Regions from separate parts of the Mus musculus genome. Here region 2 is linked to region 1. A link is a loop called in an ENCODE intact Hi-C map of the cell type or tissue named here. Cell type or tissue: gastrocnemius. All regions are shown on one strand. Each heading gives the region's core, and the rest is flanking DNA. Links, peaks and the distances in the headings are about the cores only. Region 1 overlaps Fgl1 (fibrinogen-like protein 1). Region 2 holds the start of Mtus1 (mitochondrial tumor suppressor 1).

Region 1 (15,549 bases), core at 5,532-8,031:
ATGTGCATGCTCCCAAATGACATCTTTGTCCTACGTGCTCTGCCCCCCACCCCCGCCCCACTCCGCTGAAGTAGACTTAACACAAGTGGCCTTCTCACTAAGTCCCATAGACTTTCACCAGCACTCTTTCCCTTAGTCTTTATGACATCTTAATCCTTTTGCTCATCCCTTCTGCACAGACGACTATTCTACGGAGATTTATGTAATACTCTTTCTTAGTCTGCCCTTCCTCTTCTCTGCGGAATTATCTTTTTTTTTTTTTTTTCTTAAAAGCTTTCCCTCTTTTAATCTCCTAATTGGCTAAGTTCTTCAGGCTACTACTTAAGCAAGTATGCTATTCAAATTTGGCTAAAACTCAGTTCTTTATGACTTACTAAAGTGTATCTTATGGAACTTTTTTTTGTTTTGTTTAAGATTTATTTATTTAGTTTATGTATGGGAGTATACTGTAGCTGCACAGATGGTTGTAAGCTTTCATGTGGTTGTTGGGGATGAATTTTTAGGACTCTGCTTGCTCCGGTCAACCCTGCTTGCTCCAGTCAGCCCTGCTCTCTCTGGTCAACTTGTCCACTCAGTCCCAGCTTGCTCCGGCCCAAAGATTCATTTATTATTATATAATAATAATATTATTATATATAATATATATATAATATTATTATTATATATAATATTTATTATTATACATAAGAACACAGTAGCTGACTTCCAACGCACCAGAAGAGGGCATCAGATCTCATTATGGGTGGTTGCTGGGATTTGAACTCAGAACCTTTGGAAGAGTAGTTAGTGCTCTTACCTGCTGAGCCATCTCGCCAGCCCACTATGGAATGTTTTTTATGTTCTAAATTAAAGAAATAAATATTTAGAACCATTCACTATCACCCATAGTGACCCACTAGGAAAAAAAAATGCTTTCTGTTCCTGTGGCCCTGTGTTCTTCAGGCCTAAAAAGTTTGAGTTCTCGAAGGAGGAGCCATTTTGCCAGTGGGCACAGCAAATATCCCATTGAGTTGGAAGTTAAGAGTCCCTCCTGGCTCTATGGAGCTCCTGATACTCTTGCACTAAACAAGGGACTAACTATGTTAGGAGGTGTGAATGACCCAGTTTACCAGGAGGGCATTGGATTCTTTCTTCACACAGAGGTAAAAAAGAGTGTGTCTAGAATGTGGGAACACCTTTAGGGCATCTTGTGTTCCTGTGTCTTCAGAAAACAAGCCCAATCTAGGCAGGAGGGTAAATAACCAAGAACATTTGTCTTAGTCAGGGTGTCTATTCCTGCACAAACATCATGACCAAGAAACAATTTGGGGAGGAAAGGGTTTATTCGGCTTACACTTCCATACTGCTGTTCATCACCAAGGAAGTCAGGACTGGAATTCAAGCACGGCAGGAAGCAGGAGCTGATGCAGAAGCCATGGAGGGATGTTCCTTACTGGCTTGCTTCCCCTGGCTTGCTCAGCCTGCTCTCTTATAGAACCAAGACTACCAGCCCAGAGATGGTCCCATCCACAAGGGGCCTTTCCCTTGAAAATTGAGAAAATGCCTGACAGTTGGATCTCATGGAGGCATTTCCTCAACTGAAGCTCCTTTCTCTGTGATAACTACAGCTGTGTCAAGTTGACACAAAATTAGCCAGTACAAATGTCCAACTCCTTCTGGTAAAGACAACTGAAGTGCATGCTGAGGGTGAGGGAAATGAAAGAAAACGGTGAGTAGGAGGAAGGTAGTTAGTTATACCAGCTAAGGCCACATAACTAGTTGCAGCAATGAGGATTATAATTAACATAAGGGGTTTTGTTCTGTTTGTTAAGAATATGCTTGCGCATGCATTAAATAAATATCCATGGTTTTATTTTAATGTAATCTCAACTGACATATTAGAAGTCAAGTGTATTATCTTTACTATCATATCTAAGTCATGGGATGCTGGAAGATGAAACATTCCAAGGATGTTGCTATGCAAGCTCTTTGTAGCCTAGAAGACCACATTACAAGTTTACAACACTGGTCATTAGAGCTGCAAGATTTGGAATTTTCTTTGCTGGATTTGATTTTGACTTATAATGACTATTTATTGCTAAGGCCTAGGCTTGTTTGTTTGTTTGTTTTTCTCATTTAAACTAGGAATATCTACTTGGTTCTCATCCTCTAGAGAACTCTTATCAACTAGGAACATGGGGTACAGTTGTAGTTGACCTTACCATGGTCTTTACTGTGAGATGGAATGAACATAGTGTGAGAAACAGGTTTGTATCTACCAAAGGTAGTTAACCCTTAGGGGCCCATATTTCCTAAACCTTACCCTGTTTCTTTTGCTTGGATTAGCCAATCACATCACATTGAGAAGTTGAGATCCCACCAATAGGATGAGACCCAATCACTGCCTGTATCAGGGATAAAAGACAAAAGCCGTTCTGGCAAGTGTGTTCACTAGCCTAGTTTGGGTTCCAGTATACCTCTTTTCTTTTTCTTTTTCTTTTTCTCTTTCTTTTTTTTTTTTAAACTTTGTATCTGGCAAAGTTTTCTCATTCTTTTTTTTTTAAAGGTATTTTCTTCATTTACATTTCCAATGCTATCCCAAAGTTCCCCCTTATCCCCACCCCCCCCCCACTCCCCTACCCACCCACTCCCACTTCTTGGCCCTGGCGTTCCCCTGTACTGAGGCATATAAAGTTTGCAAGACCAATGGGCCTCTCTTTCCAATGATGGCCAACTAGGCCATCTTTTACATATGCAGCTAGAGACACGAGCTCAGGGGTACTGGTTAGTTCATATTGTTGTTCCACATATAGGGTTGCAGATCCCTTTAGCTCCTTGGGTACTTTCTCTAGCTCCTCCATTGGGGGCCCTGTGATCCATCCAATAGCTGACTGTGCTGATGTACCTCTTTTAGCAAAAAGAAATCATCTTGCCAAATTACTTTTGGTTTGTTCATGCATTCCTTTGTTCCACACCTAGAATATTCTCAACAATATGGCTCAAGTCTGTCAATACGACATAAATTGAACATGTTAACACTTTCTAATAATTTTTAACAATCAAAGGCAGAACAACAGTGGACAAATTGGGTTTGGGAGAGGTGTAGATCTATTGCAGAGATGTCAGCCTTTGTCCTACAGTCCCTTGAACTCAGCCTGGCAAACAACTATCATCTGCCATCTTGTTCAGTAAGACGAATAGATTTCTATTTGTTTGGACATCTATAATCCTGAAACTGAAGTACTCTGAACTAGAACTTTGGAATGTACATTAGCATCTTTAAGGATCTGAGAAATCTGTTGAGTTTTCTATCTCTTAAATTTGTTCCAGTAGCTTTTTGTACTAGACATGAATGTCTCAAGAAACTTTGATTTCCCTATACCCTTTCTTCTCAGAACTTCATTCCTAGACCAGGAACATCTACAGCTTCTGGAAGCTTGTCAGAAAAATCAAAATTTCTGAGATAGAATTTCTCTTATGTGTTCTAGGCAGCTATACAAGCATGGGCTGGAAAACCAAAATCTTAAGCTCTGCCCTGAATCATAATTTACATGTCTACAAGAGCCCTGGTGATTTGAATGACACTGAAGGAAAAGACCTTGGTAAGCACTGTTTGGAGTCATGGTTCTCAACCTGTGGGTTGCAACCCTTTTGGTAGGAGTTACATATCAGATATCCCGCACACCAGATATTTACATTACGACTCAGAACAGTAACAAAATTGCAGTTATGAAGTACAGAGGAAATAATTTTATGTTTGGGGGGTGGGAGGTCACCACAACACGAGGAAATGTATTAAAGGTTCTCAGCATTAGGCAGGTGGAGAACCACTAGTTTAGAGGATAACATGTCATGACCTTGACATCTTTCAAAAACATCTAGCATTGTTCTTCAGTGCCTCCTTACCATCACCAGCTCTTACTGAACGCTGGCTGACACTGGGCTTTGTATGATGTTGTCTCCCTTGTACAGCTCTATAAACAACCCCGTGAGGCACACTGTTTTATAGATGAAACACATAAGGCTCAGAGAAGTTAGTACCTCTCCAAGGTCACTCTGCTATAGAAAGAAAATTATGGAAGCTGTAAACCAGCTATAACATGTAGAATTAAGGACCTGTAAACTATATCACCTTCGTAGTCTTCATTTTTTTCTATGCATATCCTTGTTTTATGTGTTTTGCATTAGGGTTCCTTCTGCCTGCTATGATTTCCCCTAGTATACCTAGTGTTGGCCTTAGATCAAAAATTCTAAGAAGTCTCTCTGATTGCCACTCCATCTACCACTGCAATCATGTCAGGACCCTGCTTCACGTCATACACCCATCAAAGCACACATCTCTCCTTTCTACTTATCAGCTTCTGAAATATTTTAAACTGGGTGGTGGTGGCATACATTTTTAATCCCTGCACTAGGGAGGCAGAGTCAGGTGAATTTCTGTGAGTTCAAGGCCAGCCTGCTATACACAGAGTTCCAGGACAGCCCCGGTTATACAAAGAAACCCTGTCTTTAAAATTCCCTATCCCAGGAAGGAAAGAAGGAAGGAAGGGAGGGAGGGAGGGAGGGAGGGAGGGAGGAAATATTTACTTGCTGTTTTAGATCCGTGACCAACTCTAGGAATATTTACACTATTAACTTTTAAGACCTTTATAAGTAGTGTCAGTATTTTATGTTTACCTATCAGTTAGTACAATTTATACCAAGTTTAACACATATCACTTTTGCAAGGTTGTCATGTATACAAGTATCTACCATCTACAACTTGGAAACTGTGAAAGTTCTCAACTACACCTTCAGATTCATTAGCTAGAAGTATATCTAATGAGGATCATCAGAAGACCAGTTGCCCCTTCTTCCAAAACATCATCATTTCATCCATGAACTTACTGCGGGTCTCATTGCAGAACACTCACTCTCAAGTACTCCCTTCATGCAGGTGACTTTTTCTATAATTTTTCTTATAACTATCCTTTCTTTTTAGCCAAAGGCCAGAATGAAGGCCAAGGAACTGATGGGTGACCTATTTTACCATATTTCTCTTGTCTTTTCATGTCAGTTGTATGTTATAGTTCTGACTGACAGTGAGGATGCTGGGATCCAAGGGGGTCACTGTATGATGGACTGTCTCAGTGTGTCTGCATACTGTGTTTTGGACAGAAGTGACGAGTCCAGGAGCCAAGGAAAGTACTGCTGTCTGAATATATCTAAAATGAATGACTCGAGGTACAGAATGAAGATAGGCATTTTTGTCACAGTTCTAATAGGTTGAAGATGTCAAATTACTCAGACAAAGTAATCTTACAAAAGTGATTCTCTCTGCACCAGCAGGAGGCTGCCATCTTGCTGCCCTACCTATTATAGACACTGTGGTTAAAAATAAAAACAAAAGCCGGGCGTGGTGGCACACGCCTTTAATCCCAGCACTTGGGAGGCAGAGGCAGGCAGATTTCTGAGTTCGAGGCCAGCCTGGTCTACAAAGTGAGTTCCAGGACAACCAGGACTATACAGAGAAACCCTGTCTCAAAAAACAAACAAACAAAACACAAAAACAAACAAACAAAAACCAACTTACAATTTCATGTTTATGTGGTTGCTGTGCCTTTCTCCCTTAGCTGTGTGGGCTCAAGCTGTATCTTCTGAGCCTGGCCCAGGGTTAGCATGCAAATAGTTTTTGGAAGATCTTTCTTTTATCTTCACTTAAAAAACACCAATCCAGAGTTATTCAAGAAGATCCATTCATTGCCTAGTACCGAACAACTTAGATTTGAGTTTTTGGTTTTTTTCACTAACCTTATAACCAAAACTCAGATACAGAAATTCTCAGCTCAGCAGCAGCAACCTCTCCCAGGGGCTGACCTATGAAGTAAGATGAGGCCTCTGGTTACTTCTCCATTGTCAACCAACATCATGTGTAAAATAAGGCCTATGAAGAAAGGTGGAAACAGCAGAAATATCCTGAGCATGTGAGTAGTGCTTATACCTTTGAAGAGCCTGGACTGCGCTTAACAGTTTAACTCTGTAGCCACAGACTTTAATCCAAAGCCCAACGTGTAATACGTATGTAGCTGATTTGGACAAAACATCATATTTTGCCAGATTTTGTCTCTCTCTCTCTCTCTCTCTGTCAGTCGCGTTATATATGATTTATTGGTTTATTTTGGTTTTTTTGTTTGTTTGTTTTCTTTTCCCTAAACAAGATTTCTCTGTGAAGTCTTTCCTGGCTATCCTGAAATTCGCTCTCTAAACCAAGCCAGCCTTGAACTCAAAGATCCACCTGTGTCTGCCTTCCAAGTGCATGGATTAAAGGCGTGCACTAAACACACCCGGGCATATGTGATTTATTATTACAAATTTAAGCTTGGGTTATTAGTTAATCATGTTAATCAGTCTGTGGTGTTTTCTAGACAGTTCTAACCTCTTCTCATATCAGTATGCACATAGCAATTTGGTAAACATTAACATAATCTGCATTTATTTGGTGGATGTTGTGTATCTGCTGAACTTAAAGTACATTAAGTAATAAAGGCAGTATGAAGAATGAGAAGTCACACACAATTACCATGGCCATGAGTGTGTTATTCAGAATTATATCTTTTTCAAATATTTATTTTCAAGTAAACCAAGATGAATTACAGAAAGGAGATCCCAATGAGGGCAACTAAATAATATTTGGAATAAAATCACTTGGCCTAATTTTCATAACCACAGATTTCAAGGAATACCACCACCCATGCCAGGTGTACCACACAACACCATTATCCGTTTCTGCCCTGTAGGAACCACGGTAGTAAACACCGTTCAGGTTTGCAGAGTGACACCTAGTGGGAGAACAGAAGAAAACAGAGCAATCAGAAGGAAAGTACTCTTGAGAAACTTGCTAAGAAATGATTAGAACTTTTAGATAATGACTTCTGCCATTTTCCCACAAAACTTTCATGTTCTCAAACCTGAGACTTTTCTACAACCAAATGTTATTTAAACAGGTGAGTTTCGGTCCCATAGTATATGTGACGATCCATCCCAAATCACTTGGAGTGTTGAGAATTAAATAACTCAGTTCTTTCAGTTTTCCCTCTACCTCCCCCGCCCTCTCCTTTCTTTTTCATTTTTCTTTTTTTTTTATTGAGTGTTTTTTTTTCTTAAAAAATATTTATTTATTTATTTATTTATTTATTTATTTATTTATTTATTTATTATATGTAAGTTCACTGTAGCTGTCTTCATACACTCCAGAAGAGAGCATCAGATTTCATTATGGATGGTTGTGAGCCACCATGTGATTGCTGGGATTTGAACTCAGGACCTTTGGAAGAGCAGTCGTCGATCTTAACCATCTCACCAGCTCCTATTTTTCTTTTTTTGAAGCGGCAGTTTCTCTGTGTAGCCCTGGCTGTCCTGGAACTCACTCTGTAGACCAGGTTGGCCTCAAACACAGAGATCCTCCTGCCTCTGTCTCCCAAGCTCTGGGATTAAAGGCCTGTGACACCACTGCTTAGCTTAGTATTTCAGTTCTTAGTAGCTTTTAAACAAAAAGGAGAAGGAAAAAAAAAAAAAGCAAAGAAAAACTTCTTTGTAAACTTCACCTACATCCTCCCAGTTGAGCAGTGTTTATTTACCTTGTGGTTGGCCAGGAAGCCATGATTAGCAAAATAAGACTGGGGGGAGGGGCTCTGCTGCAGCTTCCTGGGTAGTTGGTGCATCCAAGTTCTCTAATCTACAGCCAAGATGTGTGAGGAGAGCATTGGGGGCTGTTTCTAGGAATTCGGCAGGAATTTGACATTGGGCTAGGACTAGGAAGTAGGCTCCAGGTCAATACAGCTGAGGAAAGTATTGCATTCCTTGTATTTTGGTCATTGTGATAAACCCCTAGATGCAGGGACCACAGGACTTTGTTTATTGCCTTGTTTGATTACTTTGATTGTTGCCTTGTTAATCGATTACTTTGTTTATGCCTCAGGACTGAGCTTACTCTTTGTATGTACCTAGATTGTTATAAAAGCAGACTGGAAAAAACAAACCTGCTTTAGCTTCAGCACCTGCTGGAGTCGTCATTCATGTTATACTGTTGTCTAATTGTCTTTTTCTTTCCCATCTTTCCACCTCCACCCTGTTGAGGTGACTGAGCTGGCCTGGTCAGATGTGGCTTTCACTAGTCAGATCGCTTCTTTGAACTGTTACCATATCAAATATTTCCATCTTCAAGAGCAAACAGGACCCAAACCTCCTTTTAAAACTCCCCCAGCTATCATCAAATAATCTATTGTCTGGGTTGCCAAGTTAATTTTTTTACATATATGGCACCAATCTAGATAGGTTTGTTAGAGTATCATAAAACTCAAATATTTCCTTCTTCCTCCTTTGGAGTACACTCATCTGTCCTTGGCATACAAAAACTTCTATGTTACAGTTTGTTCTAATTTTCCTGATATAATATTAATCACTGGTTTTTTGGTTTTGTTTTGTTTTGTTTTTTGGTTTTTCAAGACAGGGTTTTTCTGTGTAGCCCTGGCTGTCCTGGAACTCACTCTGTAGACCAGGCTGGCCTGGAACTCAGAAATCCGCCTGCCTCTGCCTCCCAAGTGCTGGGATTAAAGGCGTGCGCCACCACTCCCAGCCACTGTATATTTATTTATTGCTATAATGAATGAAAACATATCAGCCTGAAGGCTGTGAAAAGAATATTCAGAAGCAGTTCTGGGGGAAAAAAAACAACTCTGGAAAAAATATTGAGTCAGAAAAGCCTATAATTCATTCATAAATGCAAAGTAGTAGGCGTGGGCCATCACTAAGCTTCTGATTTACTTTTATTGGTCACCCTGGCAGCCATCCTAATTTGAATGGTTAGGACTAATTGGAGCCATGCGTCCTAAATCTGCAAGGCTTCAGTATTCATTGTGTTTTCAAAGTACCATGAGAAGTAACATTTAAAAAGAAAAACCTCTTTATAAATAAATACTTGGGCATATCTTTATATAGAGGACGTCTGCCATATGAACTTTCATATTTGGACTGATTTGGAGCCTATTGAGAAATGGACCATAAGGCCCACGACTTAGCATTCAGGGATGGGTGTGTCAGTAGCCTTCAGTTTCTAGCCTGGGCTTGACACTGCTTAGTGGAGACTGATACTCGGAGGTAACGAAGCAGCTTGTAGCTTGCAGGTGTGGGGCATAGCAGGTAGGGGAAATCACACTTGCATTAAACAGGAGGCCCACAAGGCAGCAATGAGTGTTTTCGTTATTTTTCTACTGGTTATGACTAAATGCCATACAAAAACAACTTACGGGAGGAAGGACTTATGTTGGCAAATGATTCAGGGGTTGGAGCCTTTCCCGGTGGAAAAGGCACAGGGCACAGGCAGGGAGGGCAGCTGTGACTAGGCTCCTACCTATTGTGGGGCTGGACTATACATACACAAACCTGTGGGGGGCGCTGCAATTCCAGCCTCAGTAGCGAGAGACACTCACAAGTGCCAACAAGTCACGTAGATTAGATGTGACACAGAAGACCAGAGTACAGACGAGGCTTCTGGAATAATTTATTTTCTCTCTAGGTTGACCAGTAGTCCGTGGGTGCCTCCTGCTACTGAATTGTTTTGTTCTCCTCAACCCCTATTTCTAAAGTCAGCTCTTAACATTTATTTGCCTTCCTTAATGTGTGTACAACTGCCATTCGGGCACAGAACAATCAACCAAAAATCAACCAAATGGACAAAGTACACACGTCAGAACTCAGTAATGTTAACGGTTATGTCTTCCAGTCTATTCAAAAGCAGACATTAGTGAATGTTCACAGATGACATTGTTATCTGTAGGTAAGTCTTAAATAATGCTTACTTAGAACTTTTTTTTTTAAGAACAAGAAAGCCACAAGGGAAGATTATCACTTTGTTTCAAGTTTTCACAGTAGGAAAAAGTGATTTTCCTTCTCTTCCTTTCACATTGTGTGTGTGTGTGTGTGTGTGTGTGTGTGTGTGTGTGTGTGTGCACTCTGTTTTCCTAATAACTGGCCAAATGTTAAATAGACTCATCTTTTGGAAAAGTAAAACCCAGGGGGAAATCTGCTATTTTTGTTTGTTTGTTTGTTTTCGAGACATGGTTTCTCTGTATAGCCCTGGATGTCCTGGAACTCACTTTGTAGACCAGGCTGGCCTCGAACTCAGAAATCTGCCTGCCTCTGCCTCCCAAGTGCTGGAATTAAAGGATTCCACCACGCCCGGCTAAATCTGCTATTTTTACACTTGTATAAATTTACTGTAACTGATGGTAATATCTTAAACTCACTGAATCTGAATTGAATATACCACTCTAAAGTCAGCCAGGCATGGATGCTTCTGCCTATAATTCTGCCAACCTGGGCTACATGAGTTTCTGTCTCAAAAGCTGGGAGGTGGGGACAGGACAGAGAATAATAATAAAAAAAGAAGCATATCTCAGGTTCATACAATGAAGAAATTTGTATCAGAAGCCAGGGTGTGTGTACTCCATAGTAGAGTGCTTGCCTATGATCCACAAGGCTCAGGATTTGAGCCTCAGAACCCAGTCCCCCAGCTTCTCCACACTCAAAAGAATGAGCTCGATGATAAACAGCAGCTGGGGTAGGATTAAGTTTCAAGACTATTGTAGCAATCTTCCCTAGATTGGAAAGGCTTATATTCAATGAACTAATAAAAGTTAATATGGGAGCTGGCAAGATGGCTCAGTGGTTAAGAGCACTGCCTGCTCTTTCGAAGGTCTTAAGTTCAAATCCCAGCAACCACATGGTGGCTCACAACCACCAGTAATGAGATCTGACACCTTTTTCTGGTACATCTGAAGACAGCTACAGTGTTACTTATGTATATTAATTAATAAATCTTTGGGCTGGAACAATCAGGGACTGAGAGAGTGGAGTTGACTGGAGCGATCAGGGGTCCTAAAAATTCAATTCCCAACAACCACATGAAGGCTCACAACCATTTGTACAGCTTCAGTGTACTCAAATACATAAAATAAAAATAAATACATTTTTAAAAAAGTTAATATGGAATAAAAGGAGCATTAAAATTACAGCAGTAACAGTGGTTATCTTGTAAGATATAGGGCAGTGAAAAGAGCTAGCTGAGTGTCACAAATTCCTTCCTCCCTTTTTCCTTTTCTCTTTCTTTCTCTTTAACATTTAACTTTATTATAATATTTTTTTAACTTTACTGTATGCATGCTCTCTACTTCCTCCCGTCAACTAGTGGTGTTCTGCTTATAACAAAAACATCCTCGTAAAAGTAGCATTCTGAGGGCTGGAGAGATGTCTCAGCAGTTAAGAGCACTGGCTGCTCTCTCCCAAAGACTCAGGTTCAATTCCCAGCACCCACATGGCAGCTCACACCTGTCTGTAACTAGTTCCAGAGCTTCTGACAACCTAACACGGATATATGTGCAGTCCAAACACCAATGTACATAAAATAAAAATAAATTTAAAAAGAAGTAGAAGGCTAGAGAGATGACTCAGGGGTTAAGAGCATTGACTGCTGTTCCAGAGGTCCTGAGTTCAAATCCCAGCAACCACATGGTGTCTCACAACCATCTGAAATGAGATCTGATGCTCTCTTCTGGTGTGTCTAAAGACAGCAACAGTGTACTCACATACATAAAATAAATAAATAATTTTTTAAAAAGTAAAAGTTTGATTTATTTCCATGACATGTTATTGGAGAATTTGGTTTGTTGTTTGTTTCTTTTTCTTTCATGTAATTGTTTGTTTGTTTGTTTGTCTGTTTGTTTTCAAGACAGGATCTTGCTAAGTGGCTCAGGCTAGCCTTGAATTTGGTATGTGAACCAGACAGGTGTTGAGTTTGGGGTGATGCTCCTGTCTCTGCCTCCAAGTGCTGGAGTTACAGAAACGCCAGACACACCCAGCTTTTCTGCCGTACTGGTCAGGCTTCACTAACATAACTCAATGAGCAAGTCCTCAGAAGCACCTTCAAAAGCTGAAGAGTTCTAGAAAGGAGGATTACTTAACAGTATCACAGAGGTCGACATTACATCACTCATTATAGCTAAGGCCCGTCAGTGAGGTATCATTAGTGCCATTACAACTGGGTCCGCAAAGTGTCCAACCTGTTAAACCACCAGCCAGACTGCTCTTCCTCAGCACAGTTTCCTTGGTAATTGTCGTTATCTCTGTCCCACGTGCTGAACTTCATCCTTTGGTGACTAGCCCACCACTGTACTTCAGGATGAAAAGTTCCTGACAGGGAATCTCCAGCTGTGCCAGAATATTCTCCAATATTTAGTTCATAAAAAGACTAAAGGAAAAAAGGAGTCATTTTTTACTATCAGTGGGAAACGTTTTGAAAACACGTTCAGTAAACAAAACAGGTTATATTGCATATTTTTATTTCTACAGACTTTGGGGCTTAGTTGCATATTTTCAACATTAACTCAAGACATTGTCTATATAAAATTTTTAGTACCTTTTTATCACCAACTTTAAAACTTTGGTATTGTGCGAAGCTGCTGTTTTTCTCAAAATCTGTCAGGTCGATTTTTAAAGTGTAGTCTCCTAAAACAAAACAAAACAAAAAGCCAATAGAAACAGTAAGAAACTGTAGTTCTGTTTGTTTGGCTTTTAAATACATGTTATGATACTGACTAGTCTTAAAAATAAATGGTGGGTTTGTTTTACTTCAGCCAAGAATCAGTTTTCAAAGAATAAACAGTGACACTACTGTGATACAACGTGAATGTGTTATTGTTTATTTTACTTGAAAACAATGACAGCAAAATAGTAAAGTGGAAAAAAGTCTACTAAGTAAAGAATACAAACAAAATAATAGTATGATTCACTTTGTTTAAAAAAAAAACAGAGATGGTATTTTTAGTTAATAGATTAAGAAATCTAGCCTGGTATTGTTGGCATACACCCTTAATACCAGCACAGGCAGAGACATTGAGTTTGAAGCCAGCCTGGTCTATAGAGTGAGTTCCAGGACAGCCAGGGCTACGCAGAGAAGCCCTGTCTTGAAATAGTCAAAAGAGGAAGAGGGAAGGTAATAAATGAATCTTTGGTCCAGAGAAAGCAGGGACTGAACGAGCAGAGTTGACCTGAGGTATCAGGGATGACCAGAATGAGCAGAGGTCCTAAAAAAAAAAAAATCAATTCCCAACAACCACAGCTACAGTGTACTCATATACATAGAATAAATCTTAAAAAATATTAATCTATGAAAGAGATAGAATTGCATGATAAACATTACATATTTGGCACACACACACACCTCTTAAAACTAGGATAATTTATAGTTTGAGGGAAAGGAAGCCTTTTGTAGATTTAGAGAGCACGGATCACGGGGGAAGGTATGACCTATCAGGACTGTACAACCTCTTCAGCTACCACTCTCATATCTCCAATATCCTTGTCATCAGAAACCCACTGATGACCTCGAATATAATAGACTTCAGCAGTTGCCTGAGCTGGGCTGGAACAGTAAGCCTGTGTGCTGCCAGTGTGAACACACTGAGCACTGTTCCTAGATGGGGCTGACTGCAGCCTCAAGCTATAAGCAAGGTGAGGAGGAGGATGGATGGAGGCCAAAGAATATAAAAAATAAGTACCAATGAGTTGTTATCAAACATAAAGCTGTATACAAATATCGGACTCTGTAGTAACGCAAGTGAGTGTGTATGGGAGAATTGTATAGGGGTTCACAATTTACATGAAATTATCTATTTTATGCTTTCTGTTATGGTCTAGGAGTTGCTTCACAAACCATAAGAACACTAATCTCAGTTAGACAGGGATGGTTTATTGAACACACACCCTGATACTGGTCAGACCAGGGATGTAGCTCAGGATACCTGAACTGTGACATCAAACATTTCCCAGAGCAGGCTTATAAAGGAAGAAAACACACACACACACACACACACACACACACACACACACACACACACACACGCACACACAATACTAATGAGACCATACGCCGGGTGCTAGCAGTTCTGCCTTGGTGGTCAGCTCTGACTCAAACCTAACAGTTCCTGTTGACCCTTGATTTGATGGGTCTTACACAAAGCTTTGTAGAACTTCTTAAGATTAGCAAACTTCATACAGAACATTCAGAACAAAACAGGGCATGTGGTCAGCGTGTCCTTGCTCTGAGCCGAGTCACTTCTCTGTGTCAGTGACTGGCAGGCACGGGACAAAATGGCTACAGCTATGCTGGGGTAGTCGGGTCAGACCACACCATTTTCAAGACTTCTTCTTTTTATATCTATATGTAGGTGTCTGTGTGAGTAATGCCACATGTGCGTGTGCCTTCAGAGGCCAGAATTGAACACTGAATTCCCTGGAGTTGGAGTTACGGGCAGTCATGGCCTACCTGATGTGGGTGCTGGGTGAAACAATGTAAACTGTTGAGCTCTGAGTTTTCTCTAGCCCCAAAAGTACTACTGTCTTTCAGTGGCTTATTACAAGGTATTATTGTGGTGATAAATTTTACACACACACACACACACACACTCAAGTCTTTAAAAGTGTTTTTGACAACACATTTCCATTCAAGGACTAGAAAATATACACTAGAAAACTGAATATTCCCTACCAACCTAGTTTCACTTTTCTATTTTAAGCAATATCTTACAAATGGGATTATGGCTCAGCAAGAATCATTACATCTAAAAAAAAAAATGACTGATACAGAGTTTTTTTCTATTGCCTATGATCTAGTGGGAAATACTGCATGGGTTTAGTTTCATAGTACTGGGGACTGAGTCTAAGATGTGCCTCTTGCACGCCAGCACAAACCTTACCTTGAATAGTTAGCAAGTTAATGTTTTTGTTACCCAGCCAGTATTCGCCATTGTTTTGGACAAAGTTTCCAAAGCCATTTTCATAGTCATTCCAACCCCTGAAAAGTTTACACTGAATGTTAGTTTTAGCAAAATACAGACAGACACCTGCAGTGCTTAAGTATCCTCATACTCTCTCATCTCCAGTATTCTCTTGAGTAGCTTACTCATTCTCAGGTACTCAAAAATGAGAATGTTTCTGTCACATGAATAAATCTGAGACATAAGAAGGCTTAACTCGGGCTAGAGAAATAGCTCAGAGGTTAAGAGCACAGACTGCTCTTCCAGAGGACCTGAGTTCAAATCCCAGCAACCACATGTTAGCTCACAACCATCTATAATGGGATTTGATGTCCTCTTCTGGTGTGTCTAAAGACAGCTACAGGGTACTCATATACATAAAATAAATAAATAAAAAAGAAGGTTTAACTCACAAATATCACATATGCTATGCCAAAATAATTACTTGTTAAAAGCAATTATCTGTTGGCCAGGCAATGATAGTGCACGCCTTTAATCCTGGCACCTGGGAGACACAGGCAGGTGGATCTCTGAATTGGAGGCCAGTCCAGTCTGCAGACTAAGTTCCAGGACAACCAGGACTATACAGAGAAACCATGTCTCAATAAAACAAACCAAACAAAACCAAAAGAAAGAAATAAACAAGAAAAAAAAGACAAAACCCAAAACAAAATGAAAAGCAGAAAAGCACAGCCTCCCCTGCCCCAAAGCCCCCAAAACA
Region 2 (15,549 bases), core at 8,388-10,887, 58 kb before region 1:
AATAAATAAGTCTTAAAATAATAAAAAGAAAGAAAGAAAAAGTCTTCAATCTGAACATTTTGGACTAAGTTAAAGGCTAAATATGAGATGATGGGTCTTGAGTACTTTAAAGTCAACACATATCATAAGTTCAAAGTGATGACTTAATTTTAAGTACTTTTAGAATGTACAGGCAGCAAATGAACAACATGGTTTTACAGCCTATATGAAAGAAGGAAGTATCTGCCTTGATTGAAAAGATTCAGCTCAAATGTAAGAAAAAACCAGGAGTTCACCAAGTTCACCACTCAAAAGAAAACCAAGAGGCCATTAAAGTGGAGTCCAAGAATAAATAAAAGTCAAATATTCCGTGTAAACCAATTATTTTCGAAAAAGGAGAAAGGTATCAGGTTCTTGTGCCTGGAGTTTAATTCCCACAAATGCATCAGCTGATCCAGGCAACACCTTCACCAAACCTTCGTCAGGGTGATTACACATCCACCTATGAGTCAGCAGATTTCAGACAGACTAGGGTAGGTTTAATAGCACCTATTGGTCACGCTCTAAGTACTTGGTGCTGCCATGGCATAACCCCAAAAGACATGCACGATCCCTCAGATAACTTACAAAAATCCCCTACTAACACAGAGGATGAGAGCTATGCATCCAGCTTTATCTGACCAGTCAGTGTTTGGTTCCCATTACACATGCCATGCCCGTTCCAGGTGTTCTGGTTCCCATAACATTTTTTTTTTTACCAACTCTATAACAAAATAGGTCTCTCCAAGGTTTTATAGCTGCTGTTGAGATAGCAAAACCTAACTAACAGCGGAAATAACTTATTTCATTATTGCTAATTCATAAAGAACAGAAAGAGAAGCCGCACTTGCCACTAAAGAGTGGCTAAGAAGCTACTTCATGCCGGGTGGTGGTGGCACATGCCTTTTAATCCCAGCACTGAATTTGCTTTCATTAGATGCTCAGTTTATAGAGTCCACATGTAGAACCAAGCCATTTATATGTGTAGTTGGAATTATTTTTTTCGAGGCAGAGGCAGGCAGATTTCTGAGTTCAAGGCCAGCCTGGTCTACAAAGTGAGTTCCAGGATAGCCAGGGCTACACAGAGAAACCCTGCCTCGAAAAAACAAAACAGAACAAAACAAAAAAACAACAACAACAAAACAAAAAAAAGTTTTAAATCAAGTTCAATAATGAGAGACTCTAATGAGCTACAGAGTGTTCCATAGGAATGAAAAAACTACACACAAATCTTAAGTGTGATCGGAGGGAGAGAATTCTCAGACTGCAATGTCATCTGCATTCTTCTGTAAATTGTAAATACCTAGCTCTCTAAAGAGGAAAAAAAAAAAAAGTCCAAATCTCCATTCAAGAGAAATGGTCAACTTGTGACCGTCTGCACACATGGAGACAATAAATTATCACAGGTGGAATTAATTCTGTAAAAGTATTTGCACGTGGGTGTGCCAGATGTTCCGAGAGTGGCTCCTCGTAACTACGTAGGAACTTTAATAGGAATGTCTGCGTCTTCCTGCTCTCCGACACTTGGCTCAACCTAATGATGCATCCTTTTGGGGGTGGGGGGAGGGCTAGAGAAGTAGATGAAGAAAGTGGAGAAAAATACCAAGGAAATAAACATCAGACTTAAAGGCTTCTAGCATCAGGAACTGGGGAAAGCACCCACAAATTCCCACACCAACTCGACTTATTATCCCAGGTTGCATCAGGGCCACAGAGTCCAAATACACCCAGCACTTTAAGGTTTCAACTCTATTGTCAAAACACTTTCCAAAGGTAACGTAGAACACCATGGAGAGAAGAAAGAGTAGCCACGGTGTCCAGTAAATGTCTAATGAGGAAAACTACTGGCCACTACAGAATTTTTTTTTTTTTTAAGAACTATGTGTGCCGCAGGTGGTGGCACCTGGCTTTAATCTCAGCAGTGTGGAGGCAGAATCAGAGGGTTCTCGGTGAGGTCAAGGCCAAACTTGGTCTCCATAGCAAGTTCCAGGCCAGTCAAGTTGACACAGTGATACTCTTGTCTCAAGAAATAAATAAGAGAAAAGAAATAAGGAACTATTTTCAGGGGGTGGGATCTTGGGATTGAATGCAGGATCTGCAGACTTATTAGGCAACTGCTCTACCACTGAGCCATAAATAATACTCCCATCTCACCTTTATCCTTTTACTTCCAAGGCAGGGGCTCACTGGCTTGCATAGCCTGGCCTTGAATTTATAATCCTCGTGTCTCAGGCTCCTGAGTAACTGGGTGACTAAGCTCAGCAAAGATTCTTTAGATACCACATTTCTTACCAAACCTCGCTCAAGACAACAGACATAGTTTCCAACATAGTGGAGACTATAACAAATTACTTGTTAAACAATTTATGAGAATGAGAGTATTTGTAGCAACATAAATACTAACACACTCTGAGAACTGAGGCCAAATCCCTTCTGAATCTCTGTCCCTTTACTTAGCAGTGTTCTGGCAACAGGGTGAGCTCCTAATAGGGCTTGAAACTGGTCAAAACTAAATACAGCATTTTAACAGCAGGGATTTTCTTCGAGCCTTTTTCTCTAGAATACAGCATGGAAAAAATAATTCCAACTACACATATAAATGGCTTGGTTCCACATGTGGACTCTATAGACTGAGCACCTAATGAAAGCAAGCTCGGTTTTCATAGTCAAGAGATCCTGACTCAGCCCTATCTAACCCATTCTTTTTTCATGTCTCCAAACCTGGTTACTCAACAGCAAGCTGGACCTCCTGCAATCCCGAGTTCGAATCTACAGGATTAAGTTAGTAGTGGTAGGCAAACAAATTTCAACTATGTAACATGCCTAAGAATAAGATGATGTCAACGTAGGAGTCTACTATATAATAAAAGGTAAGACATATATAGTACAAGTTTAGCTAGTATTCTAGTAAATACAACTCAATCAGTTTCACAGAGATGGGGGAGACAGGAGGGGGTGTCTATGTTTGAATGATATCTCTTAGATTGCTTAGGTCTCTGTTGGCGACTATTTTTATTCCACCAAGCTGGCTGAGTTATGTTTTAAGTAGACACGGGGTACCCACATAATGCCATGAATCATTAACAATCATCAAAAAAAATTTTTACAAGGGCCCGGAGCAATGGCTCAGGGATTAAGAGCACTAGTTGTTCTTCCAAAGGACCAGGGTTTGATTCCCAACACCCATATGGTGACTTACAACCATCTGTAACTCTAGTACCTGGGGATCTGACGCCATCCTTTGACCTCGGTGCAAATTCAGGCAAACACTCATATTCTTAGGATAAAAATAATTAAAATCTCAATTTGTTTATAGTACAAGATGAGCAAAATGAAAATTAATCCCTTCCCTTGTGTGACAGCAAATACTGTCTAACATCTCCTGTAAACTGCTTATCTGAAATAAAGTGAACAAATGTTGATTTTTTTCCTTCCAAATTGGTGAATGTGTAAATAACACCCAAGTTAAATATTGCCAAGCTAGCAAGCAATGCACAAAAGGCATAGAAGATAAGCTAACTCCCACCAGTCCAGACTTAGCAATCACTGGCAGACACATGGTTATTTACAAAAGAATGTACCTTTACCCTTACTTAGTCCTCTTCTTGTTAAAGTATAGATACTCCCCCCACCCCCTGGAGTCTTTCTCAAGGCCAATTTAGTACACAAAATTTCTTAGCATGGTTTCACTGGAGATCAGGGTAACCGATCAATCCACTCTCAGACTAATACTTCCAGTATAATAAGTTCAGCATCAAGCTTAAAACACAATTTCTTTTCAAGGTTCAAGCCTGTATTAAAAGCACACTAATGTATACAATGACCTAGAAATCTTTTCCAAAGCAGCTCACTGAGGCTCATCAGCCTGCCCAGTCTACACACACACACCCATACACATACACACACACACACACACACACACACACACACACACACACACACACACATATACAATGACATATCTAAGCAAACAATGGCAGCTTATGAGAAACTTAAAATGACTTTAAGATTATATTTAGCTTCATAACCTCAAAGCAAAATCGTTTTTAAGTTAATCCTAGGTAAACTGATTGGCCTTAATAGACAAAGAGTTTGTTGTGTTAACGTTCCGTATGTTCCTACTTCTGGACTCTGGAGGCTATTAGGTAAAGCACCTTTAGACACAGTCTAGAGCAAATTAGCTCACTGTCTAGGAAAAGAAATGTTGCTGTATTTTTCTACAAAGTAAAGATAAAAACCCCAAATATGCCATCCCAAAATACACACTTTTTTTTCTTTATCTTGGACCAAGTGAACAAGCTAAGGCGATACTTTGTGCCATAATGGGAAAAATGCCCACAAGAAAGGGAAGCTGATTTCAAGAAACACTGAAGTCATTTCAAAAACTGTAACTGCCATCAACTTTTATGAAATTTGGCTTGGAAACAAACATTTCAAAGAAAGTCACATTCAATCCCTAATTATACTGAACCATCCTAAGCAAAGGATAGAGACTGCACCCAAAGTCTGCACGCTTGTCAAGCAGGCTTTTATAAAACAAGACTTCAGGCTAGCTTAGCCATTTCCCAGATCCTCTTTTTCTTCAGAGGACAACATATCCTGGCACTAGTGCTTGCTCGCTCTGTCTGTATGTCTGTATATTGTCTGTCTGTCTGTTGAGTGTCATCTCCTTTTATGGAGACATTTTTGGATGCCCAAACATAAACCCTGAACAGCCATTCTTAACTCTCAGCTTGGTGGCACACCCCTAGGGCCTAAGGACAGTATGCAAGAAGGGGGGCTGATGATAAACTTGCTCAAGGTCTTCAGAGACCCAGAGTAGAGTCAAGATTCCAGAGCAGAGCTATCTCAAGCCTTCAAAGGTTTTTTTGTTGTTTTTGTTGTTTGTTTTCGCCCCCTTCAAAAAACATAACTTAATCTATTAATAGTGTTAGAATTTGGGAAACTTATCAACTATAGATTTGGACATCAAGAAAACACGTATCAGCAATTCCGTATTAAACTAAACTACAATAATGAATATTAAAAATAATCTGGGCCAGGTGATGGTAGCACATACCTTTGATCCCAACACTTAGGAGGCAGAGTCTTGAAGATTTCTGAGATGGGGGCCAGCCTGGTCCATAGAAACCCTGCCTCAAAAAAATGGGGAAAAAATATGGCAAAAATTGCAAATGGACTATAAGAGAGTAGACTTTATAATCCCCAGAGCCGCAAATTCCAAAGACTTTCAATCCCAGGGATTTACATTTTTCTCAGATTTTGTTGTTTTGATTGTATAGCACCTAAGTTTCTCAGACTTTGTTGTTTTGATTGTATAGCACCTACATTTCTTGGCTAAGCACAAGATTTCAGGCACCTGGCTTTAATCTCAGCAGGGTGGAGGCAGAATCTGTCAGTTCTCTGTGAGGTGAAGGCCAAACTTGGTCAAGAGATTTCAAGAAAGTCCAAATCAACTAACATTTGCTGGCCATCTGAAACTCTAACCATTTGAGCTGTTACAGAGAAATCTTTAAAGGTATGTTCTCTGAACAGTCCCACCAGATGTGAAAGTTGCAGCTCTCTGTAGACTTTGACAATTTACTTTTTGAGACAAAGACTCATGTAAACCCAGCTAGCCACACTTTAGGCTGTAGCCAACACTGGTCTTGATCTTACTGCATCTACCTCCCCAGTGCTACAACTGCAGGCATACATCCTGAGACCTGGCTATGTAGTCATGCTCTAACCAACCACACATGGTCCATTGCCACACAGCTACTGGATAAGGAGGAGAATGCTGTCTCTTTCCAAGCCAATGGCTACTACTTGATTTTGGATCATACACACAATGTTACCTCTTTGGATACCATAAAAATGCTAGGTAAGGGGCTAGAGAGAAGAGTCTGTGGTTAACAGTGGTTCTTACAGAGGACCTTGGCTCAGCTTCCAATAACGACATGCTGGCTCACAACCACATGTAAGTCCAGTTCCAGGGGATGTGACACCCTGTTCTGACCTCCATGAACATCAGACATGCATGTGGTACATATTCAAGCTAAACATTCATACACATAAAACAAATTCCAAACAATGTGATGCCAATTGAAAAGTTTCTTCAAAGACATCTCTGAACTTTTGAGTTGTTGGCTCTATTGGTAGCAAAGAACACATTAAAATATTCATCAATGAATTCAAAAGCTCACAGACGACACAGCCATGCTGATAAGATAGCCAATGAATTAAAAAGGTTTCCCCCAGAATACTAGGAAACACAGATCTGTGGAGTGTTGTCACTGAAAAGATACAAACATGGAATCATCTGATAGAGGTTTAAAGCACTACAAACACCTAGATTCAAGATTGTCTTGATCATTTTCTCAGCTTTAGGGTAGGGCAAGGCAAGACATGATAAGCTTATGGACACATTCTATGGATGGGTTCAACTCAAGCTTTTAGAGTGATTGCAGGGCTTTCTGGACAGAAAGAGATATGAAAAAAATGTCCTAAAGATTAAATAGATGGTTTCAAGATTCCTCAGGTCCCAAAGAATCAGGAAAACCCTCACCCAACATTTATATACAGTTTCCCTAAGTGTTCTGATCTGATTGAGTGCAGGTGCATACAAAGGGCCCAAAGAGGACACTAGTTCCCTAGGGAGCTGGAGTTACAGGCAATCTGTAAGCTTCCTGATGTGGGGGCTGGAAACTAAACCCAGATCTTCTGGAAGAAGCAGACTGTGCCATTTCTCCAAGCCCTAAGACCGTCCTAATGACATATACCATTCTCCACAATTTGTCATTAACATGTGCAAAAGGAAAAAAAAATTGCACAACAGCAGCTACTGCAGAACATAGAAGTTGTAGTCATAGTTCCAGAAGTGACAGCCATATGTGGTTCCTAAACTGTGACTCAGAACTACTAAACATCCATTTTGGGAAAAACCAACATGTTTGACAACACTGAAGTACACTTCTGGAAGTCAACACATCTATAAATGTGTTTACAGGGCAAACACAAATTGAGAAAAATATTTGCAGTATGAACAGATGTATGCCAACCCAACGGCCTGGAGGAGGTTTTTATAAGTAGAAAAATGCCAATATCCCAAGAGGAAAATGTGATGCTACACTGAAATAAAAGGAAAACTATCCCGATGTAGTAGCACATGCCTTTAATCCCAGCACTTGGGAGGCAGAGGCAAGCAGATCTCTGAGTTCAAGGCCAGCCTGGTTTACAGGACAAATTTGAAGATAGTCAAGGCTACACAAAGAAACCCTGTCTCAAAATGAAAAGAAAACAAGAAAAGGAACTAGAAACCCATGTGGGGTACTTGATAACATTTGCAATCCTAGAAATGGAAACATAAATACCAAGATTGCACTCTTCACCTATAAAGCTGGCAATACTACTTCCTTTTAAGGGTGTTAGAAAGACGGTAACACAAGAGCCAGTTCTGGTCTGCTTAGTTTGACTAAGGCGTTTTGGAGACCAAAGTTCAATATTTTTAAAAGAAACTTTTGCACCACTAATTGTGATTTCCAAGGACTTTATCCTAAGGAAACCTACCTTGCAGACAAAATTTTAAAAGCGATTAAGGGTTGCAATAGCATATTTAATTACAGTAACTGAAAATGAAAAGATCAGCTTGTAAAACAAGGTTAAGTAAATCGACACGTGTATAGAATATAATGTGTAACACTTATTAAGATTTTGAAGGCTTTATATAATGGGGGAATTTTCATTATAGTTTACAAAGGGGAGAAAAAGAGAAATGGTGGGATTGACTCTTATTTTCCTGAATGTATCAAACTGTATACATCAGCGGTCCATTCCGGTTGAAATCAGAGCTCTCAGGGTTACTAATCAACATGCTTCTTAAAAGCTTAATTCTTGTAACTCTAGTTTCCAAAAAGTCTACAAGAAATTTATCCAGAATTTCACAATCCTAGCTAAACCCTACAAAAATTATCCTTGAATTCCTAACGGTTAATTAAAAGGTACAGACCTCTCCCAAACACAATTTGTTTCCCACATAAATCTAGTTTTTAAAAGGAACAGGTGAGGGGCTGGGGCAGCTATCAATGATAATCCAGGTGTTTGGTATATACAAAACTCTTCGCTCCATCCATTGAACAAGGGGGTGGGTCACGGGGGGGGGGGGCCGGGGCAGTGGAGAGAGGGTTCAGGTGAAGATCGATACAACATTTTAAAAGTATTTTAAACTAAATTCTATGCCTTTTTTAAAAAAACAGGGCAGGAACAGGTTTTCTTGCATAACTTTTCTTATCGATACAGTTCTTGAGAAATAAATCTGTAAACAAGAAGTTTAAACACACCCACACAACAGAGTACAGATTGCCCTAAAGGGATTGCTGGAGAGAACGGGGATGAACTATTTAAACTGATAACCTATTTGTAAAACATTCCTTACAGAGGTCATATGTTTAGCGGGGGCCCGACCCCACCTCTTTTTTGCCCTCCCACAAGTTGTCTCCGGATCCCCGGAATCCACTCCCACCCCCACCGCGCTGTGATTTGATACCTTGATTGAACTCCAATCACCTGGCAGAACATGAAAGCTCGCTTTCCTCCTGTTTTGCCTAAGACTCTGGTTTTAAGACAAACAAAATACACTGGATTTCCTCTGGTAGAACACAAGACAATTTAAAAGTAGCATTTTGCAGAGTGAGTGCCAGTATGCAAGCTATGTTTACAATTCAATGTGTCACTTTTACAAGTGAAAAGTGAACAGATCACCCTAGTTGGGGGGGGGGGCGCAAAGACTTCGCGGAAATTCGAGCTAAGTCCTCTATTGAGTAATCAATACGGCGACCCTCAACGTGGGCTTTCCCTTAGAGTTTGTAAGAACCCGCAGGCTGCAGGGAGTAAAACCCGCATGAGGACCTGGGGAACTGCACTAATTCCCTTTCTCCCATATTTTCTGCCCTGACTGCTTAGTGGGAATGGACCCCGGCAAGTCGCCCAGCCGGAAGCCTGAGGCTGCCAGGTCCAGAGCCAGAATCCAGCGCTTGGTGGGCGGCTTTCCACCGAGGATGCAAACTTGACAGTTGTCCTTTATCCACAATAAACCCACCGCCTCGGTCACTTTCAAGGTGACAGCAACTGCAGCCCGCTGTCCTGCAGGAGCCCCGCGGGTCCCACGTGAGCTCAGCCTCCCCACTCCTCCTACTTTGAAACCCACTAGGACACCCGCCCCCCTCCCCGGAAAGCCAGTCCGGTCACCGTGAGTGCGTTGCAGTCGCCGCTCCCCAGCTCCTCGTTCTCCGGAGGTCCCCACCGCGGCCGGGATGGGCGACGGAATGGGATCCACTCCGCGCTTGCCCGCAGAGCCGGGGAGCCAGCCCTGGGGGGAGCCACGGCGTTCTGCACCCTCGGCGGGTCCTGCCTTGGAGACGTCTGTACCTGGGGCTTGCAGATCGACCCCAACCCGCACCAGCACCCTGGCGGCCAGGCGGGAACCGGGAACCCGGAGCCCGGGCGTCCCAGCCTCCCCGCCCCGGGCCGCCAGGGGGAGGAGCGAAGGCGGAGGATCCTGGGCTGGGTGGCCTCGCCCCTCGCCCGCGGCGGCTCCTAGAGCCCAGACAAAGGCCAGGTTGCGGGGGGGAGAGGGGGGCAGAAGGGGCAGTGCCCCCCAAAAAAACTAACCTGAGAGACGAGCAGGGGTTCCTTGAGGCACGATGACTCCCGCGGAGCTCCACTACGGTCGCCAGCCGGGTCGGGCTCCCTGGCTAAACGTCAACATAAGCCACAAGCCCCGGGCGTACGTCCTGGATCGCGCTGCACCTGTTGCCACGTGTGTCGCAAAGCCACCGCTGCTGACTGCGCGCTTGGCTGGCTGTCCCGCGCGACCCCAAACCATTCACGTCCTGGTGGGAAAGCTAAGCTCTGCCAAGCCCAACTTTGGGGCCCCAGGACCGTCGGACAGGCTAGCTAGCCAGAGGGAGGATTGGCTCCTCCTGGGTCCCCTCGCAGCCAGAATTCCCTGTCCCGCGAAGGGCTTTGGAGTTGGGAGGTGGGGAAGTTGCAGGCTTATCAGCGTAAGGGTTTATAAGGAAGCAGCACTGATTGTTCTCGGAGAGTCCCACCTGCGCCCTATATTGTCTTCAGACTTCCGAGCAGATTACTAGCGAGCACCTATTAAAGATTAAAGAAACCAGCACTCCGACTGTTAGAAGTTCAGATGGGGGTGGGGTTGGGGTAGTGGGAGAAGCTAGGAAGAGAAGCTAGGTCTGGCCACTTGAAAGCCAAAGTCCTTGTTCTTGAATCAAACTGAGGAAATTTCAGCCTCCACTAAGCATATTTTAATATAAGGTTTTTTCCCTAAAGATTGATAGCCTGCTTGTAACAGATAAAAACATTCCTGAACATGTCAGACAACCCAGAACTCTAAGTTTAATGTATGCATGTGTGTATACATATATAAAACTACGTGGCCTGGGATTGCTGAAAAAGCATTTTCAGTACATTTCTTGGAGCGCAGAGGCGGGGGACGGGGGTGGGGGTGAGGGAGCAGAAGCAGCATTTCAGAGGTTGCCTATACCACGAATGCTGGATGATCTAATAGCTTTGCTGTTTATAGCTTTAAGTGCTTTCACGTGAACAATGATCCATTCTTCGCTCACAAGTAGACCCTGCTGTAAATAGGTTAGATTATTATCTCTATTATTTGAGTGAGGCAACCGAAGCTCAGAAAAGCCAAGTGACTTGCACATGGTCACACTGTGAGGGCAGCCAAGGCAGGCACAAACCCAGCCGAGCAGGCCCGACTCCCCCTTTTTTTCCCTCCATATTCCAGTAGATAACACCTCTTGCTTATCTTTGAAATCCCTGTCGTAATATCAACTCTGTCTGACGTTAGGAAAAAAATCATGTGACTAGTTTTAAAGTGGCACAGCATTAAAAACCATCGGACAATTCTCCCTTGAGCAAAAGGCACCCAACAAAACAAAACCAAAAAAAAAAAAAAGCCCCGGATGTTTTTTTCTGGCAAGTCATGAGATAATTATGCTAATTAGCAACATGCTTCCTCCCTAAGGAAAATCCTCCTTGTGTTAAACATATTATTTAAGCCTTTATAAGCCACGTGCCCCCGATGATTTGGCCCAATATAATCCACACACATCCAGATTCCCACCACCACTGCATTCCATTGTGCGACTTAGTTCTATGTATGAATATGGAATCAGTTTTACTTTTTATTTCTGTAAGATAAATTGAAAGAAGAAAACAAAATTTAAAAAAACAACCACTCACTGAAGTAATTGGAGATACGTCACAGTTTAGAGGCAGTCACGGTGCAGATGTGACTGTCACTTTTTTGAAGGTGTGGAAATCAGAACCTTAGCTTCTCATTGCATTCCCATAATCAGAAGTGATCTGGGGGCATCATCAGAGACTCTGTCCAGCCAAATGGTCATGAACTAAGGCCTATTGGCTTCTCTATCCCTCTTGGTTCTGGGCATATAGCCATGTTCCTGACCTCTGAACTTGAATGCTGACCTGCTCCAGAGTCCAGAATTAAGGATAAGAAGACAACTCTGCATAACTTCGTGGTGTTCTGTTCTAAAGAAAAGTTAGCATGTTTTATCCTCTGGGAGGAAAAATGAAAATTGAAGACTCTATTTAAAAATCCCTGTTTCACTTGGCAGAGTGTCAAAGATGAGAACATGCGATAGCCACCGGGCGTTGGTATAATGAGAAGAGAGGCAGTCAGAGTGCAGATGTAAACGTAACCTAGAGCGACTTCCATAGAGGGAAATTCAAAATCCTAACTGATTAAATAAAGATGCACAGGTTATTTTCACTAGAAACCCCTCAATGAGAGCTTATCTTATATTACCCTGCGGAACTTCCATGAGTATAAAGCCTTGTTTATGTCAGCCTTGTGTCTAGTAACAACATATTGAGAAACAACATACTGATTGATGAAGAACTCATTATAAGGAGTTTGTTTAAAAAAGAGTTATGGCATAATCATAAAACAAATCCTATGAGGACTTGAAAAAGAATGACACAGATCTTTTATTATTATAAAATAATCTAAGATACATCGTGTGCATATTTTTAAGTGCAAAACAATTATCTACTAGCATGTTGCCATTTCTATTAGGCAGAGAAAATCCATATACTTATATTGTATAGTATTTTATTCCTATAAACAAAATAATATGTAAAAATACACTTCCCAAATAAACTCCCCAAATAAACTTCAAGAAATTGATGTAGCTGGTTGTGTTTTAAAATGGAGTCCAGACACCAAAGGGTCAATTTTGAAGAGAAAGTTTTTATTTAATATAATTTCACATGTTCTACATTTTGATCCATGTTAATAGTAGACATTTTAAAGATGCTTCCCCCACTTGAGATCGGCCATAAAGAATGAACATGTTGGGGTGGTGAGATGGTTTACTGGTAAGGAGCACTGACTGTTTTTCCAGAGGTCCTGAGTTCAATTCCCAGCAACCACGTGGTGGCTCACAACCATCTGTAATGGGATCCGATGCCCTCTTCTGGTGTGTCTGAAGACAGGCAACTGTGAACTCACATACATAAAATAAATAAATCTTTTCTTTCTTTCTTTTTTTTTTCTTTTAAATGACTATGTTTTTCCATTAATAAGATAAATGATCATATTGCTTGTCCTCTAATCAGGGGGAAGCAAAAATGTTAAATAGTTGCTTTTAACTTTGCTTCTTCTCTAGTTCATTTAAATAAAAAGACTTCCACCCTCAAAGTCTAGCAAATGTGCTGTGATCCTGTTGACAATGGTGAGATTGTCAATTCCTTTCCCTAGCATTGACATCTGCAGTAAGGCTTGAGCCTGTTTCCCCAGGGTCACATTACATCAGAAGGGGTTAATTCTCAAGGGCTAAACTCCAGGAGTCCCTTGAAGTCCTTTTTTTTTTTTTTTTTTCAAGACAGAGTTTCTCTGAATAGCCCTGGCTGTCCTGGAACTCACTCTGTAGACCAGGCTGGCCTTGAACTTAGAAATCTGCCTGCCTCTGCCTCCCAAGTGCTAGGATTAAAGGCGTGTGCCACCACTGCCTGGCTCCCTTGGAGTCCTTTTTTTCTTTACTCCAATTCACTCCTTTTTTTTGTTACTTTCTTAAACTTACTTCTATCACCTTCCCATTGAGCAGGGATTTGGACATCTCTAAGAGACAAAAGAAAGCAAATTCTTAAAATCACCCATTGAGGAAACATGTTTAACATAAGGCAGGAAAAACAGTAAATAGAATGTTGAGCAACAAATTAAGGTGTCCAAGTGTCCCAACCCGTTTATAACTGCCATTTTCAAAAGATGTTACTTAAAGGAAGGAAAACTGAAAAAAAAAAAAACTTTCCTTTTTCAGATAAAGATTAATGAATGGGGCATGGCAGGAGAAAATAAAAAATGACAACATATTGTGGCCCAGTGGTAGAGCACTTACCTGCAGAGTGTGAGGCCCTAGGTCCTGAGTTCGATCCTCAGAGCATGCACACATGGACAAAGATAGCTCTCTTCAGGAACCAGGCTAATTTCATCCCAGCCTCAGAGCAGCATTAGAAGATCAGAGTTTGGCTATAAATAGATACGAATAGGGACAGCAGCTCTTTCACGTAGACTTCAGAAGTTCCGTCATGCTCAGAGTCATATTATCACATCCCCAAAATGCTCTTGCCTCGAAAATAAACAGTAGCTTTCTACAACACACCACAAACTTGCCAGCCAGTGGTTTCATAGGTGCTGAAGAAATGTTGGTTATAGAAATTGAAAAAGAAAAAAAAAACAAACAAAAGACCCTCCAAGTATGTTTGGATTCTATTATAGTATTAATAGCCTAGATGGCTAGTTTCTGTGTCTCAAGATGATAAGCCAAATGGTCTGGTGTAGAAACTGACCAGTCTAAGAAAGATCCTGACTTACTAACAAGTCTTAGGTTTCTGCTCACATAATCTTATTTGGGCTTGCAAATTTGGCTGGATTCTCTTCTGCATGTTCCAGAATGGGGCCTATCAGAGTCAGGCTTCTCCTTCAAAAGTCTGCCAGTTTGTAAATGAAACATCTCAAGGGAAGGGTTTTTGCAGGCTCACAGCAACAGCGACACTTATCAAAATGATCTGAGGCCATCTCAGAATCCCTTTCATGTCCCCCCCACCATGGATTGCCATTTATAGACCCTGTAGAAGGAAATGTTCCTCTAGCGTGATGCCAACATTATTTTAGTTCACCCACAAACAAGTTATTCTGTAGTTCTGCTTCAGGTCTCATCATATTAGGAAGAAATTAAGAAAAATGTAATGCTACCAGTTTGTTCCACAAACACTTTGAAAATGTTTACTTTGAATACTTAAAACGTCATGACTAAGAAAACACGGCTCTGTGTAACCCACTCTTGACCATGAGTCATAACTGTGTCACACTGGAGCCTGTTCAGGCTTCCCTATAACTGGGTGGATTGACTGTTCCCTTAAAAAGAGGCTTCATTTTCAGTTTCTCTGAGCTTTCTGCTTTATGACATATATGAATAGGAAATCTATACAGTTGAAGTCTCATACCTTTGAGATCATTCCAATCCACCTACACATGTTGAATTTGCTCAACATAGAATCTTCCCTCATTCCTTTCACCCAAATGTAAGTCCTCAGAGAGCTAGGGTCACTTTTCAGTTTGCCCCTAAACTCTAAGCCAATGGTTCTCAGCCTTCCTAATGATGTGACCCTTTAATACAATTTCTCACGTTGTGGTAACCCCTAACTATAAAATTATTGCTACTTCATACCTGTAATTTTTCTATTGTTATGAATCATGATGTAAATGTCTGTTTTCTGGTGGTCTTAGGTGGCCCTTATGAAAAGGTCTTTCGAACTCGAGAGGTGTCTCAACCCTGCCCTAAAGCCTATTTCTGGATCATTGATCACCCGAAAAGAGTATAAGCAACCATGAAGCCCAGTGAGTTCAATCTTGCTTCTCTGTGGACAGGTGAGTGCGGGATCAGCCCCTGCACAATGATGGCCCCAAGGATTCATGGCTCTTGATACATTATTGACTCTGAAATCCTCTCCCTACGAAAGTGGTATTCAGTAAGGTAGACCAAAATGCTCTATATCTCAGTAAACTGTATAGGAAGAACCAGAAACAGCAATGAGCAGCAACTGGCCCCCCATGCTGTTACCTAGCATTCCTCAAAATTTTATCACTCCAAAACTTGGGCAGGCAGTTCATAACAGAGCCACTGAAAACATCTATCTTTGTTTCCTCCTGCTGTCATGACAAAATACCATGACCAAGACAACATATAAAGCAGTGTTTAATTACTTACAGTCAAAGTGAGTAGTCCATGATCATCACGGCAGGGTATGAGGCAGCAGGAAGACAGGCATAGTGCTGCAGCAGTAGCTGAGAGTTGACTTCTGATCCCAGGAAGGAGGTAGAGAGAACTATACAGAGCCTGATGAAGCCTTTGAAACCTCAAAGACCACCTATAGTGCCTCAGGGCCACGCCCCCTAGTCCTTCCCAAACAATTCCACTAGCCCACTAGACCAAG

What was found. A loop is a pair of places that touch in the nucleus more often than their neighbours do. Peaks named below come from ENCODE experiments on the same cell type or tissue, not always from the same donor. Only the 100,000 strongest peaks of a DNase experiment are listed, where the experiment ranks them.
Region 2: a loop joins it to region 1, with 4 times the contacts of the local background. A loop is called at or near these places in 5 of 42 quality-filtered maps.

The regions. Positions count from the first base shown.
Region 1 is chr8:41,184,884-41,200,432 of GRCm38, forward strand. Fgl1 (fibrinogen-like protein 1) reads right to left here. Exons shown (of 8, transcript NM_145594.2): 5 at 14,769-14,866; 6 at 12,431-12,519; 7 at 12,075-12,262; 8 at 6,551-6,797. The coding sequence ends at 6,638. Among named protein-coding and RNA genes, the nearest start is that of Fgl1, 22 kb to the right of the region's middle. In gastrocnemius, for the core only: a CTCF peak has its summit at 6,800 (motif pointing left); a DNase peak (open chromatin) is centred at 6,754.
Region 2 is chr8:41,124,238-41,139,786 of GRCm38, forward strand. Mtus1 (mitochondrial tumor suppressor 1) reads right to left here and starts at 9,489. Exons shown (of 14, transcript NM_001005863.2): 1 at 9,244-9,489. In gastrocnemius, for the core only: a CTCF peak has its summit at 9,504 (motif pointing right); DNase peaks (open chromatin) are centred at 8,508, 9,071, 9,421, 9,814 and 1 more place; H3K4me3 peaks cover 2,500 bases; H3K27ac peaks cover 2,500 bases.